Linked DNA regions of Homo sapiens: region 1 is linked to region 2. Evidence: chromatin loops called from intact Hi-C (ENCODE). Cell type or tissue: PC-9. All regions are shown on one strand.

Region 1 (8,000 bases), 64 kb after region 2:
CCAGAACCTGTAAATAAATGCCTTACATGAGAAAAGGGATTTTGTATATGTGATTAAGGATTTTATTGGGAAATTATCCTGGATTAGCTGGGTGGTCTTAAATTAATCACAAGAGTTTTTTTTGTTTTGTTTTTGTTTTAGACGGAGTTTTGCTCTTGTCGCCCAGGCTGGAGTGCAATGGCATGATCTCAGCTCACTGCAACCTCCGCCTCGCAGGTTCAGGCAATTCTCCTGCCTCAGCATCCTGAGTAGCTGGGACTACAGTCGTGCCCCACCATGCCTGGCTAATTTTGTATTTTTAGTAGAGACAGGGTTTCGCCATGTTGGCCAGGCTGGTCTTGAACTCCTGACCTCAGGTGAACCACCCGCCTCAGCCTCCTAAAGTGTTGGGATTACAGGTGTGAGCCACCACGCCCAGCCACAAGGATTCTTAAAATAAGGAGGCAAGGGTCCAAAACAAAAAAAGGTGAAAAGGAGAGTGATTCAGATGGTGACATGCTAGTTTTGAGGATGGAGGAAGGGGCCACAAGCCAAGGAATGTGGGTGACTCTAGAAAGTGAAAAAGGCCAGGAAACAGAGATCCTCCACTAAAGCCTCCAGAAGGAACACAGCCCTACCAACACCTTAAGAAATCAAGGACTTCCAAACTCCAGAACCATTAGACAATAAATTTGTGTTGTTTTAAGCCACTCCGTGGTGATAATTTGTTACAGCAGCAATAGGAGACTAACAGAAAATTTGTCAAATTGGGGGCTTTCCAGTGAAGGAAAACAGGCACTTTCTAGTTGCCAAGCATGACTCAGCCATGGAGAAGACAGAGGTTTACAGTGGAAAACAATGACCATGACATTCAGAGAAAAGTATAGAGGGTAGGGCGAGCCCAGCTGGCATGCCAGTCCACCTGTCCAAATCCTTCACACATTTCCTATTAGGTTTCTTGTAGATTATCAAGATTCCTTGTGCATTCTGTATATTCGTCCCTCGTCAGTTTTAGACATTACAAACATCTCACATTCTGGCATTCTTTTTGCTTTAAACACTCTTATTTTAAACATTCTTATCTGTTATTAAAGTAGATAAATCATCTTTCTTTAGCTGGCATTCTTCTATTACATCTTCTTCTGTTTCTTGATTTTCAATCTTTCTGTGTCATATTGTTTTAGATGTCTCTTTTAAAGAGCATGTAACTAGATTTTATCTCTATTTTTTATCCAATCTGAGATGCTGTAGCTTTGAAATAATGAGTAGTCCATTTTCATGTGTTATAATTTTTTTTTTTTTTTTTTTAGACGGAGTCTTGCTCTGCTGCCCAGGCTGGAGTGCAGTGGCGCAATCTCGGCTCACTGCAACCTCCGCTTCCCGGGTTCACGCCATTCTCCTGTCTCAGCCTCCCGAGTAGCTGGGACTACAGGCGCCTGCCACCACGCCCGGCTAATTTTTTGTATTTTTAGTAGAGACAGGGTTTCACCATGTTAGCCAGGATGGTCTCAATCTCCTGACCACGTGATCCACCGGCCTCGGCCTCCCAAAGTGCTAGGATTACAGGCGTGAGCTACCGTGCCCGGCCCATGTATTATAATTTTTGATAAATCTAGATTTGTATCAACCTGATTATATTTATATTGTGTTCCTATTTACCATGAAGTTTATTTTTGGCTGTTTTATTTTATTTTATTTTTAACCATTTCCCCTTCCTTTTCTAGGCTTTTATTATTTAATTAGGTTTCTTTATTCTTTACTCTCTTTTGTCTTAGAAGGTATATTCAATGTCTTTTGTCTTAATGATTACCCACATATTTTAAAAATTGTGATAAAATGTGTGTAACATAAAACTTGCCATCTTACCCTTTTTTATTAATACTATTTTTTGAGACAGAGTCTTGCCTGGGCTGGAGTGCAGTGGTGCAATCATGGCTAAAAGCATCCTTGACCTCCGAGGCTCAAGCAATCCTCCCACCTCAGCTGGCACATGCTACCATGCCTGGCTAATTTTTTTATTTCTATTTTTTTAAATTTTTTGTGGAGATGAGGTCTCACTTTGTTGCCCAGGCTGGTCTCAAAATTCTGGGCTTAAGCAATCTTCCTGCCTCAGCCTCCCAAAGTGCTGGGATTACAGGCATGAGCCACCACTGCCTAGCCTATCTCAAGTTCAGTGGCATTAAGTACATTCACGTGTTGCGCGACCATCACCGTCATCCATCTCTAGAACTCTTTTCGTCTTGCAAAACTGAGACTCTATACCCCTTGAACAATAACTCCCCATTTCCCCTTACCCCTAGCTCCTAGCAACCACCATTCTGTTTTCTGTCTCTATGAATTTTACTATTCTAGGTATCTCATGTAAATGGAATCATACAGTATTTTGTCGTTCTGTGACTGGCTTATTTCATTTAGAGTAATGTCATCAAGTTTCATCTGTATTGTAGCATGTGTCAGAATTTCCTTTCTTTTTAAGGCTGAATAATATTCTATTGTATGTATATACACATTTTGTTTATCCATTTATCTATTGATGGACATCTGGGTTATTTCCACGTTTTGGCTATCGTGAATGGTGCTGCTAGAAACATAACTGCACAAATATCTCTTTGAGACCCTGCTTTCAATGTTTTTGGATATATACCCAGAAGCAAAACTGCTAGATCATATTATGACTCTACTTTTAATTTGTTCAGGAACTGCCATACTGTTTTCCATAGCAGCTGCATCATTTTACATTCCCACCAATAGTGCACAAGGGTTCCAATTTCTCTCCATCCTCAAAAACACTTGTTATATTCTGTTGTTTTGTTTTTTTATAGTAGCCATCCTAATGGGTGTGATGTCACATTGTGGTTTTGATTTGTATTTCTCTAATGATTTGCAATGTTGAGCATCTTTTCATGTGCCTTTTGGCCACTTGTGTATCATTTTTAGAGAAATGTCTATTCAAGTCCTTTGCCAATTTTTAAATTCGGTTTGTTGTTGTTGAGTTCTAAGAACTCTTTATATATTCTGGATATTCATCTTTCATCAGATATATGATTTGCAGACATTTTCTCCCATTCTGTAGATTGCCTTCTCATTCTCTTGATTGTGTCACTTGATGCACAGAAGTTTTAAATTTTGATGTAATACAATTTATCTATTTTAACTTTTGTTGCCTGTACTTTCAGTATCATATCCAAGAAATCCTTGCCAAATCCAATGGTATAAAGCTTTCCCTGTGTTTTCCTCTAAGAGTTTTATAGTTTTAGGTCTTACATTTAGATCTTTTATTCATTTGAAGTTAATTTCTATATAGGGCATAAAGTAAGCATCACTATACCATATGGATGGCATAAATTCTGTTTCTGATTCTATGTGATATAGCCTTGGGGTTTTAGTTTCTCAGAGAAATTTTTTTACCCAGAGATCTTGTTAGAGACAAACCCCTGCTGACCCTGGAGTAGTGGGCAGGGTTTTATTAGTTCCCTTTTCACCAAGGCACCTAGCTTTATGAATGGGTCTCAGTTTCAACTCCCCTATCATCTTTGAGTACCTGTGTGAGTACTAAATTCCAGCATCCATTAGGAGTTCCTTTAGCATCTCTTTACTGGTCTAATCACACCACACATATTTCCTCCTTATTCCTTGTGCAGGGTCAACTGATGTCCTCATTGTTCCTGTGTTCAATTCATTCTTCATTTCTTTCACCTAAAGATTTCACTTTCTTTCTTGCAAGTTCTGCCATGTATTTAAATCTCTGGTGCTGTTCTATTTTATGTGGTGTTTGTAGTAGGAGGGATTCCATGTGAACCTGTCATGTTGATGGAAACCATAATTCACAATAGCTGCTTATGGTTCATCTTACCCCACCTAACCACAGCCTTTAGAAGGAAGATAGGGACCTTGTCTGATTCACAGTCGTGCTCCCCATACGGAGGTTCTGTATGAGAACCGTGAAGGTGACTTGTTAAAATTCAGTCCATGACCCCAGATGCATTAAATATAATCCAGTAATGTCTCTACCCCATTCTCTCTCACAAAACCAAATCCTTTTTGCTATCATATGATATGCTTTGTGACTTTGTATTTATTTGTGCTCTGTCCACTGTCTATCTCACTCATATGGGCATAGTCCACTCTGTTTTATTCATTATCGGATCTCCAGTGGTTGATGACAGGAGGTCAATAAGAATAAATGAATGAATAAATGGGTCTCCAGCATCCATCCCAACACCAGTCTTGGCCTCAAAATTCAGAAACCCCTGCTGTTTACACTAGTAGAGTTTTACCTTTCAAACAGTGGATGGTCAATAAACTCTCACCAACAACTGGGTGAAAACCCACCCAAGAATGTTCTCTACATCCTCCCAGGCAGAAAACCCCAGGCTCAGGAACAGACCCCTAGTTAGCACCTAGCAGATCCCATCCTGGCTTCTGTCCTCACCACCTCACCCTCAGGCCTACTCTTCCTACATGGCAAGGAGCCAATCAGATACATTTGCTTCTCCAGGATGTTTGGCCAAACCTTAGGGCTGAATTCCTACACTCTGAGCCAGCCCCTGGGAGTGGGCACCAGAAGAGCAGAGAGAGCAGATTCCTGGACAGAATCACTTCTTGATCTTCCCAGAAAGGAAAAGGCTCCACATTCTTGCCTCCCTTTAAGACTTCAAGTATTGTTATCTGACTTTGCCTCAATTTCTGGAAAGCCATGACTCAACTGTGACAACAGATGGAAAAATGCAGTGGGAACAGTGATGGCACTGCAGGGGTCAGTCCTTCTAGACAACCCCATCCTCTTGGCTGCAATCCCAGCTGCATCCTTGGTCCACCCTCAGGTAATCGGAGAAGAGCCACTTCCATCGTACATCACATTTTACATACCACAATGAGATGTCTTGGTATGCCTGCCAAAGGAAGCTGGGGCATGACCACAGACTGTAGGGCTTTTTAATGGATAGATTTTTCTAAGCATAAATACAGGACATGTTTACTGTAGAAAATGGAAAACACTGAAATTCACAAAGACAAAAAACAAAACCATTTATAGGTTTCACACACAGTATAGGTACGTGCCCTTCAAGTCTTCCTTCTCTGTATACTGTGATTTTGACAAATTTGGATCATCTCTACATGTGCTTATCCATCCTGCCTTCTTTACTTAACATTAGAGAATGAACTCTTCCCCCAAATTTCAACTATTTTCCATAAGACTTTTTAAAAAATGATTTGCATGTATTTTATAGATGGATGTCCCATGATTTATTTATTGACTCTCTGATTGCTGGATATACAAGTCACCTCCTCACTGTAAGTTTCTGAGAAGGTGAGTCATATGATAAAGCATTATGCAGCTGACTGGGTTTCCATTTATTCTTTCACTTAGAAATCAAGAGTTTAAGCCACTTGACTGCCCCACGCCCATGAAGGGCGTAAATGCTCATGTGCCATACAGCTGGAGTGTGCGTCTAGGCTTACAACCATGGGTTAGGGAATGCGCAAAGAAAGAGGAAACTGAGGAATGAAGACCTTCAGGACCACCACTGATGAATTTGGCTTGGGAAAATACAACAACAGATATAAATAGGCAGTTCTGGTGTGTCCATTGTTATAAAGCAATCAAATAGCAAAGTCTGGCTCAACAGTCTGTGGTTTGTGGTGAAGTACATAGAGAAAAAATCTTAAGACGGGGACTCCCAGAGAGCCCCAATTCCAGATCTGTCACTGTGGAATGTGGCAATTCCCATGGGCTGCCTCCCAATGTCCTCCACTATAAAATGTGGGCAATGCATACCTCACAGTATGGCAGGGAGGGTTTGGTCAGTGTTTCTGAAAGGACCTACCCTTGTCCATATTATCTCAGTAAATTTGGTACATAATGGGTGCTCCCAGGAAGAGGCCTCAAGTGTATTTGCATTCACAACTAAATATCCATACACCACCCTATGTTTTACCACATGTGTGTCCTAATGAAATGTGCCCATATTTGTGATAGTAGCTCAGAAAATTATAATTGCTGCTAAAAATGTGTTGGTGCTAAGGGTGGTGTATTAGTCCATTTCACACTGCTATAAAGATACTACCTGAGGCTTGGTAATTTATAAACAAAAGGGGTTTAATTGACTCAAAGTTCCACATGACTGGGGAGGCCTCAGGAAACTTACAATCATGGCGGATGGTGAAGGGGAGGCAAGGCATATCTTCATAAGGCAGCAGGAGAGAGAGAGAGGGAGAGAGAGCAAGAGTGAGAGTGCAAAGGGGAAACTGCCAAACACCTCAAAAGCATCAGATCTCGGCCGGGCGCGGTGGCTCACGCCTGTAATCCCAGCACTTTGGGAGGCCAAGGTGGGCGGATCACAAGGTCAGGACTTCAAGACCAGCCTGACCAACATGGTTAAACCCTGTCTCTACTAAAAAAACGCAAAAATTAGCTGGGCATGGTGGCACGCACCTGTAATTCCAGCTACTCAAGGGGCTGAGGCAGAAGAATCGCTTGAACCTGGGAGGCAGAGGTTGCAGTGAGCTGAGATCACAGCACTGCACTCCAGCCTGGTGACAGAGTGAGACTCTGTCCAAAAAAAAAAAAAAAAAAAAGCACCAGATCTCCTGAGAACTCACTCACTATCACAAAAACAGCATGGGGGAAACTGCCCCCATGATCCAATCACCTCCCACCAGGTCCCTCCTCGGACATGTGGGGCTTACAATTCATGATGAGATCTGGGTGGGGACACAGAGTCAAACCATATCAGGTGGGAATTCTAAATATTTGTGATTTTAAGGCAATCAAAACAGGCTTGACTAATGCCCAACCCCAGTCCTTATAAATTTTACACATTTACACATTAAATTTTGTCTGTTTTTTTTGTTTGTTTGTTTTTTGTTTTTGAGATGGAGTCTCGCTCTGCTGTTGCCCAGGCTGGAGTGCAATGGCGCGATCTCGGCTCACTGCAACCTCCGCCTCCTGGGTTCAAGCAGCTCTCCTGCCTCAGCCTCCCAAGTAGCTGGGATTACAGGTGTGCACCACCATGCCCAGCTAATTTTTGTATCTTTAGTAGAGACGGGGTTTCACCATATTGGCTAGGCTGGTCTTGAACTCCTGACCTTGTGATCCGCCCACCTTGGTCTCCCAAAGTGCTGGAATTACAGGCGTGAGCCACTGTGCCCAGCCTACACATTAAATTTACACATGGATTCAGTGGGCCCATGATGTGGGAGTCCTGGGACTCTGAGGACTGAAGAAGAAGGAGGCTTGAGCTGCTGTGAGGACGATCTCAGCTGTGCGGAAGGCAGCGTCCTGATATCAAGGGCAATTTGAAAATGAAATTGGCAACCACAGCCCTGTGAGTTCACTTTCCAAGTCAGGGACACGTTCCAGAGGTGGAGTAGTTGCCATATACAAGGCTGGTTCTTCATTAACTTGGACCTGCCACATACCACCCTGCGGGGTGCAGCCCTGGAGCACAGGCTGGGACCCATAAGACCCGTTCCCACTAGCACTGGGTGAGATGCCCTGTGTGAGGGGTCTCTGTTAGCCCTCTGGCAATGAAGCCAGGGAATGTTGTCTCCAGTGAGCCCCTTTTCTACTTCCTCCAGAGAGATGTTGTCCTTTTAGAGGCTGGAGGGTGAAGTCAATGACCTGTCTAGGATACTCCATGAAAGCTTCCAAAGTTGCTGAGCAGTGAGAGCTGGGGTGTGAGAACAGAGGGAGGCGGGGGTAAGAAGGAGGAGTGTGAGAGATGACGTGGGCACAGATCTGGGGGCTGATGAGGGCATCACAAACTTGCAAGGCCTAGTGCAGGGGGCATCATGGGAGGGTCTCTGCTGGGCCACTTTCCAGCTGCTGCCACAAAGCCTGAGACACTCACATGAGTGGTGACCAGGCTCCTGTCAGTGACCAGAACCAGCAATGAAACCTTTGTGATCTGGGACATCAGGAGTTGGGGGCCACACATGTCCCAGCAACGCCCACCTTCAGAGCCTAGTTTGGCTTTCAGAGGAGGGTGGCACTGACTACCTGGTTTTCTATTTCAACC
Region 2 (8,000 bases):
GATGCTCTGTTCTTCACGACCTCCTTGTACCTAGGGTTTGACAGGAGTCCTCTGGGAGGTGATTTGACAGGGATTGCCCTTCTTCCTGCTGCATAGCGACTTGCCAGGGAGATTTTCCTACTCTGTGCCCTCTCCTCATCATGGCCTCATGTAGTTTTATGTCAGGGCTGGAGGGTCCACTGTGGTCCATCTGACCCAAGGTGCAAGAAGGGAAGCCCGCTGAAGAGTCTCAGGTGAAGCTGTCAGTGCTTTGAATGCGCAGGATGGGGAGCGGTAGAGAAGGGGGTGACAGTGGTGTCAAAGGAGGCAACACGCCGTGGGTTCCAAGCATCCCTGCACCTTCTTGCTGAGTAAGCTCAGAATGCAAGGTCCTGACTACTGTTTTCCTGTGCCGTTTCTCCGGGTTGTAGTTGCAATGAGCAACTCTGAGGCATGAGTTAACGTTTCCTCCAAGACCAGGAGCAGCGGTGCTCACTGCTCACCATAGAAGTGGTGGCTCTTCTATGCTCAGTGTTCTTGCAAAGTGTACACCTGGGCCTCTCTGTGTCACCCCTGTAGGATTTGGGGGTCAAGGATAACTGACACACCCTAAGTTTTGTGCTGCTTTCTGTGCTGTAATAAAGTATTTTGTCTTTGACCCAGGAGTCTCACATCTTCTGCCAGCATCCTTGAAATAGTAGTTTGATTTGATAGCTTTCACACTAACTTGATAGCTCACTTATAAATAGGGTAAAATCCCAGATCCCAACAAGTGGCTGCATCTGCTCCTTCCTTTTCTCCTAGCCTTCTGGGGAAAATAGGTCACAGACACCTAGCTAGCTGTGAATTATTATTATTATTATTTGATTAATAGTGATAATTAACCAATATGTAGAACACCTTATATTTACAAAGCAATTTACCATATAATCCTGACACCAACCCTTTGAGTTCGATATCATCATCATCATTTCATGAATAAGGAGACTGAGGCTCAATGAGGTTAGGCAACACCCTAACACAGCCAGTATGTGGCAGAGCAGGGACTTTAATCCTGGCACCGGGAGTCCAAATCCTGTGTTTTTGCCCTCTCTGCTTGCGAGGTGAGTGAGGACAGGAGGGAGGGCAGTGGGGGTGGGTTAGGTGAATTTGGTACAAATGTTGTTTTCTCCTTGCAGCCAGTGAGGTGAAGAGCGGGTCATTCCCAGTGAAAACCTCAGAAGCATTCATTGCCAGCTGCCAGCTGTAACGGGACACCCCGCTCCTCCCCTCCAGCTCTGGCCAGCGGCTCCCTTCCTGACCTGGGAACTTGGTCCTGGAGCCAATCATACCAGGATTTTCTCATTTTCATCCTTTTCCATAGCCCTCACTCTGACTCTGAAACTTTCCACGTTTTCCTGCCTTGGTTTTATGCATCCAACTAAATTCTCTTTGCTCTTCTCATTTCTTTTAGGATTTAAAAATAAGCAAACCTACAGGCATTTCCATGGTGTGGAGCCAGGCAGCCTGGCTTCAACACATGGCTCAGCCATTCACTGGCTCTGCCATACTAGGCTAGTGATTTTTTTTTTAATTATTATTATTTTTGAGACGGAGTCTCACTCTGTCACCCAGGCTGGAGTGCAGTGGCACAATCTTGGCTCACTGCAACCTCCGCCTCCTGGGTTCAAGTGATTCTTCTGCCTCAGCCTCCCAAGAAGCTGGGATTACAGGCACTGGCCACCACGCCCAGCTAATTTTTGTATTTTTAGAAGAGACGGAGTTTTGCCATGTTGGCCAGGCTGGTCTTGAACTCCTGACCTCAGGTGATCTGCCCTCCTTGGCCTCCCAAAGTGCTGGGGTCACAGGCACGAGCCACCGCGCCCAGCCTAGGCTTGTGATTTAACCTCCAATGTGCAGAGTGGAGGCGCCAACAGGGCCTGTGTCACATGGACGCTGTGGGACTGAATGAGGCCCTGCAATGAGGAGCTCAGCACAGAGCCTCCCTGGGCAGGGCTCCCAGCACTGTTGCCATTAGTATTATTTCCCCTCAGCAAAAGAACCTTGCACATTGTCATTTAAAGGACTCTGAGGGCCACAAAAGGGGGGAGAGATGAGAAACAGGCAACTAGGCGCAAAGTCAAAGGGAGATGTGGGGAAGGAGAAGCCACGCCCCAGACTCACAGAGGTTTGCCACTCACCGCAGAACCATCATGTAGAGGGGGTTGTGGGAGATGCAGGCTATCAGGGACACGAAGGAGATGAGGAAGATGGCCGGGAGCAGGAAGTGGGCACAGGGGACAGGGCACGATCCTGTCTTTGCTGAAGCGGATCCCCCGGTCACACAGCTGCAGTTCAAATAGATCTTCAAGAGGAAGGGGAGGGAAAAAGGGGGAAATTTGTTATTATTTCACTTTCACACACTTCAGACGTCTGCACCAGCTCTTGTTGGAGACTGAGGTTTCAACCCTTGTGTCCTCTGGGTCTGGTTCCCAGGGAAGCTGGGTGAGCCTGGGGCCAGGTGAGGGTTTCAAGCTGCCCCAGGGGTCCCACCTCTGTCACTGTTTGGGCAACAGAAACCATCTTCTGGGCTGGGCTGGGCTCCTCCAGAAGTCATATCTGCCTCTGGATGCCCAGGAACACTGCCAGGTTAGGCCCCCAACCCCCAGCTTGGAGCCAGGGGCCCAGGAGGGCTTGTGCCCAGCAGTGGTGGTTTTGCAGATTGTTGTTTTTGCTGTTTGTGTGTTTATTGCAGAGGGAGGCATAAACAGTAGGAGGGCAGTGGGAACACAGTGGAATTCCCTGGGTTCTGATTCTGTCAGGCCTTTGCTGGAGTTCCCTGCCTGAAAGGAACTCCTGCCTAGAAGGGACTCCAGAGAAGGAGGCCCCTGTCTCAAGTCTGCAAGTCCATATGGCTCAATACTGTTGTCCAACTCACTTTGGTGGCCACTGCCCTTGTCTGGTGGTCTTCACCTTCCTTCGCTGCCCTTGTCAGATGGCCCAGCCTGTGACAATTTCAGTGTCCAAGCAGTTACAAGACTAATATTGGAACTAAGGGACTAGTATGTTTCCTTCTGCCGACAGTGGTAACTATGCACCCTCTTCACTTGGCCCCTAGGAAACTCCAAAGTTAGTTATATAAAATATTGCTGTTACTTTCCTCAGTCTGGATTTTTTAGAGATTTTTTTTCTTTATAATTTACTGATTTTTTTTCTTGATATTTTGCTAATGGGTTTTTGTCTTGAGGTATGTATGCTGTTACGGGAAACTTGCCAAGATTATTTCTGGAAGTAGGTGACTCAGAGGTAAGTTAACAAAGATAAGAAAACCACAGAAGCCACCACAACTGGAAGGCAACTTAAAGAGCATCTTGTCCAAGTTCCTTGTCCTTCCTCTGCCTGGGAGCCACGCTCCTTCGCCCGCAGAGGTGGCAGTGGCAGCAGCCTTGCCCTGTCCTTTCAGAGGAGGTTGGTAAGTAGGCACTAGGCTTGCCCATCCCCTCCATATGGGCTTAAGGGAATAAGGCATGTTCCTAGCTTACACTAACTGCACAGTCTTCTCATTGCTCAGCAGTTCCTAAGCCTGGCCTGCCTGGCTCTGGCTCCTGCCTGCTCCCTGGCCAGCTGGGTGTGACACTCCTCCTACAGCACCAAGCCCGGCCTTTTCTCTTCTTTCCTACAGCATGCCCAGTACATTCATGCCCTTGGGACTTGTACTTGCTGCTCCCTTTATCTGGAATGCATTGCTCCTGGTGTGCATAGAATTCTGTTCTTCTGGTTGTTCACTTCTAATGTCACCCTCTCCCGGAGGCCCCTGGGAACTCTCCATCCTATTAAGTCCTTCCATGGCATGGGTTACTTTCTAGAATTATCCTGTGTGTTGATTTGATAGAATGCACCCTCCATGAGAACAGGGACCTTGTCTGATGGGTTCACCATCACATCCTCAGCACTCACGGCTGTGCCCAGTGTTCTGTTTATTGAATAACTAAACAAATGACTCAAGTCAGTTTGCTGCTGGCTGATCCTAGGAGGTGTGGAGCCACAGAAAAAAGGACTGTACTTTGCCAAGTGAGTCTAGTGAATGGAGGTTGCCCAAGTGGAAAGCTGGTGGCCAGAAGATACATGGCTTTGAATAGAAGTGCCCCAGACTGAGGCAGAGCCCTGGGTTCAAGTGCCAGGTCAGCCCGAAATAGCTGCATGATTTCAGGCCAGCCATGTGGCCACACCTGGGAGCTGAGGGGTTGAACCAAGTGCCCTCAGCTACTGCTTCTGGCTCTACCCTTCCAGGTCCATGTCACAGAAGCCTAATGCCCTCGATTTATCTGGGCCACGGCCAGCCTGCAGGACCCAGAGATGCCCATGAGGATCTCTCAGGATGGGGCTCAAAGGCCTCAGCTGAAGGAGTGCTTTGACTGGTTTCTGCTCTGAGCAGTTAGGCCTCAAGAATGTGAATTTGTTGGACATCGGCCAGTCTTTAATTGACTGTGGGCTGTCAGCATCTGGTCATGACCCCAGGGTAGGGAGGTAGAGAGAGGTTGGATGTGGCTCAGAGGAGGCCAGGATGCTGGTAATGAGTGTGTGTGTGGAGCCCTGCCTATCCTGGAGCCGAGAAACAGTCTTTGAGGGCATGCGCTGAGCTCCGAGATCCTGTGGGGCTCCTCTTGCCTCTGGACCCTGGCTGCCCTTACCAGTTGCTTGGAGGTTGCAGAGCTCATGTTGATGTTGCTGCAGCCGGCATGGCAAGGGGAGAGGTACTCGATTCCATTGTCTCCACAGACCGGGTGGAAGATAGAATCTGGGCACGAGCAGTCCCTGCGGCAGGCAGGAGACTGCGGATGTATAGAACTTGATGTGCTGCCAGCAAAAGAGGAAACGGGGAATCAAACAAAGCAAGACCAAAGAAAAACCCTACACTCCAGCCCAGTGTGAGTTCCTGGCCTGGTGAGTGTGTCTGTGCATCTTTATTTCTTTTGGGCCAGTGCCACCCTGGGATCTGAATTATGCCTGGTGGAGCCAACAGTGAATTTGCCACTGTTTAGTGGTCACGGCATCTCTCCATTTCTTCTGCCACTGGGAGCCCAAATCCACTAATTATGCTCTGGGAAGGCCTGGCTGGTGAATCCCTTGCCACAGTAGGCGTCAAGACAACCAACCACCCAGAAAGGGCAGCTGCAATGGGCAGGTCACAGACAATATTCGCCTTCCCTCTTCTTCAGCCGAAAAACAGTGGCTGGGACCGCTGAGGCAATCCAGGATTTAGTTTGCTGTCTGTCTCCTGGCTTAATGTAGACCTTGCCCAGAGTTACTCCATCCCCTTGAGCTTCAACCAGAGGGATTTCACTGGTTGATCTCACTGTTCCCACTGTTCCCCGGTATCTGATATTCATGACCTTCTTCGGGGAGGGTTGGGAAAGGGGCTGACAAACCACTGTCCAGATATTTCACTAGTATAATTATACGAATGAGAGTTCATCTCGTGCCAGGCACTGTGCCCGGGGGCTTTACATGCACAATCATCACAACGAGTCTACAGTGAATTATTTGCCTGTTGTGGATTAGAAAACCAAAGCTTAGATAAGGTAAGCAACTTCCCCCAACTAGTAAGGAACACTGGTATACAGTCCAGGCCTGTCTGAGGACAAAGCCATGTGCTAAACTCCCAGTGGACGCTGCCAAAAGGCCCAAAGGCTTCTCGGCTTTCCTCAATCCACAGTCAGCCTGCAGAAGTGCCGTACAGACTAGGGGTGAGCTCCCTACCCCGAGCAACCCTCCCTTCCCCCAAACCCCTTCTCTCCTTCACCCACCAAAGACAGAGGAGGTCATTTCAAAGAAAAAAAAAAAAAAACAGAGAAAATACCAGGGCTGAAAGGTACAGCATCTCCAAATGTTGCAACTTCATTAGGCAAAGTCTTAAAAAAAAGCTTGTTGACAGGTGGCACCCAGGAAAAATAAAATAAAATGCCCCTTGGTTGGCATCCTTCCCCTCACAGGGCTCTGAAGCTCTTCCTGAACATAAAGCCAAAGTTAACACTGTGACCCATATTGCTGTCTGCAAACCAACAGGCAGACTTTACCTGACCTTCTCCTCACCTGCCCTAATTTTTCAAGTCTGCCATCACTCTCATTATTCTTCTCCAGATCTTTTCAAGTCTCCTTTCATCTCTCTTCAGCAGCTCAATGAAACTGAAATTCTAGCCAGCACAGAGCTGATGCTAAACATAGCTTATTTCCTGGTTCCTGTGGCTCACAGCCCTACAAATTCATCCTGAAATCAAACAAATTAGTTTTTGGTGCTTCTTAAGAAAACAGAACTCTAACCCTGATTGCTGGTGGCCCAGTAAGAGCCTTTGATCTCTTCTTATAATGGAGCAGACCATTCAAGACCTGATTTTCTAAGTTGCCACGTGAGAGATCAGATCAAAAGTGGGCCGGGCGGGGTGGCTCACACCTGTAATTTCAGCATTTTGGGAGGCTGTGGCAGGCAGATCACTTGAGGTCAGGAGTTTATGACCAGCCTGGCCAAAATGGTGAAACCCCGCCTCAACTAAAAATACAAAAATTAGCCGGGTGTGGTGGTACACACCTGTAATCCCAGCTACTCGAGAGGCTGAGGCATGAGAATTGCTTGAACCTGGGAGAATCACTTGAACCTGGGAGGTGGAGTTTGCAGTGAGCCAAGATCACGCCACTGCACTACAGCCTGGGTGACGGAGCGAGACTCTGTCTCAAAAAAAAAAAAAAGTGTACAGCAAAGAATAGAGTTAAGGAAGCAGGAAGGAAGATGTATAACAGCCAGATCTAAGCCCTGGCCTTATTAAAGGGGATCTCTCTACCCCTTATTCCCATTACCTAGGGGGGTAGACTTCGGCCACAGTTGGGGTGGAGCATCCCATGAAGAACAAAGGAACACAAAGGATCATGGAGATGGTGATGATGGTGGTAGCTATGCGGGGAATGGCTTGTAGAGAGAAAACAAAGCGCTTCATGAGGATTCCTCCAAACAGCATCCCCAAGGCTGCAGCAGGGAGGTTCACAGCACCTATAAGTGGAAAGAAGGAGGTGATCCAGGTGCACAGGCCTGGGACTGCATGTGGGCTACAAACACTGAGCTGGATCACTGAGAAGGAAGCATGGCTTCAGGAAGGAACATTTGGTATGTTAAATTGTAATCGAAGTAGCTGACATTAATTGAGCATTTACTGCTTGCCAGGCACATCTAGAGAAATATCTTGAGACAGGATTGCCTTGCCTACACAAAAAATACAGAAGTGGGGTTCTTGCAGCTTAAGAGATGTGGGTTGAATATGCATTTATTAAGCACATTTCATTCCTTGGGGCCTCTTTGCATGGGACCGCATGGGGTTAGCAACACAAGAGTGATGACCCCTATGTACCAGTCAGAGATGGAAGGCCAGAGGGGTAAAGCCACAGCCAAGGACCAGCCAGGGGGTGCACGGGAGTCACCCTCCAATCTCATGCACTGATCACCTTGCCAACTCCATATGGTTAAACTCACCTGTGGGTTGGGTTGGGCCCAGTGATTTCCTAGGGTACTTGGTGGGACCACATCTGTAGTTCTCAACACAGTTGAAAAAATACTACTGCTGGGTGCCACCTCCAGAGATTCTGGTTTCGTTAACCTGGGATAGGGCTGGGCATCTGTGTTTTGTAAAGCTCTCCAGAGGAGCCTCTGGTGCAGCCTGGGTTGAGAATCTCTGGACCATATATTGTCTAACCAAAGCAAATATACTCAGGTCCCTAGGGAAGAAGAGAAAATCCCGGAGGCATTTTGTCTAACCTCAAATTCAACCTTCCCTCTTTCCTGTGTTGTTCCTGATGATGTCAGGGCCTTTGGGAAGCTGTCAGACTTCCAGCCCCTTTACAGGGAGGAAGGCAGCCCCCAGCCTCCACCCACTCCTGACTGGAAGGACAGGAGTCAGAAATCTGCCAAGAACTTTCTAGATTGCCAACCAGGAAAACTGTCCTTAAAATTCTTTCTCCTGGGCAGTCCTCCTCCGGACCCTGCCTATGTCCGGTCT

The links. Peaks named below come from ENCODE experiments on the same cell type or tissue, not always from the same donor. Only the 100,000 strongest peaks of a DNase experiment are listed, where the experiment ranks them.
Region 1: it touches region 2 in a loop (7-fold over the local background); 8 of 110 quality-filtered maps call a loop at or near these places.

Annotation. Positions count from the first base shown.
Region 1 is chr3:134,004,214-134,012,213 of GRCh38, forward strand. The region is part of intron 1 of SLCO2A1 (solute carrier organic anion transporter family member 2A1); the gene reads right to left. Among named protein-coding and RNA genes, the nearest start is that of SLCO2A1, 22 kb to the right of the region's middle. In PC-9, no CTCF peak of the experiment used is centred here; a DNase peak (open chromatin) is centred at 4,658; H3K27ac peaks cover 453 bases.
Region 2 is chr3:133,940,446-133,948,445 of GRCh38, forward strand. SLCO2A1 (solute carrier organic anion transporter family member 2A1) reads right to left here. Exons shown (of 14, transcript NM_005630.3): 9 at 6,811-7,000; 10 at 4,650-4,815; 11 at 2,160-2,323. Among named protein-coding and RNA genes, the nearest start is that of C3orf36, 15 kb to the left of the region's middle. RefSeq lists an enhancer at 2,132-2,720 and a silencer at 4,640-4,934. In PC-9, no CTCF peak of the experiment used is centred here; DNase peaks (open chromatin) are centred at 3,306, 3,966 and 4,426; H3K27me3 peaks cover 4,379 bases.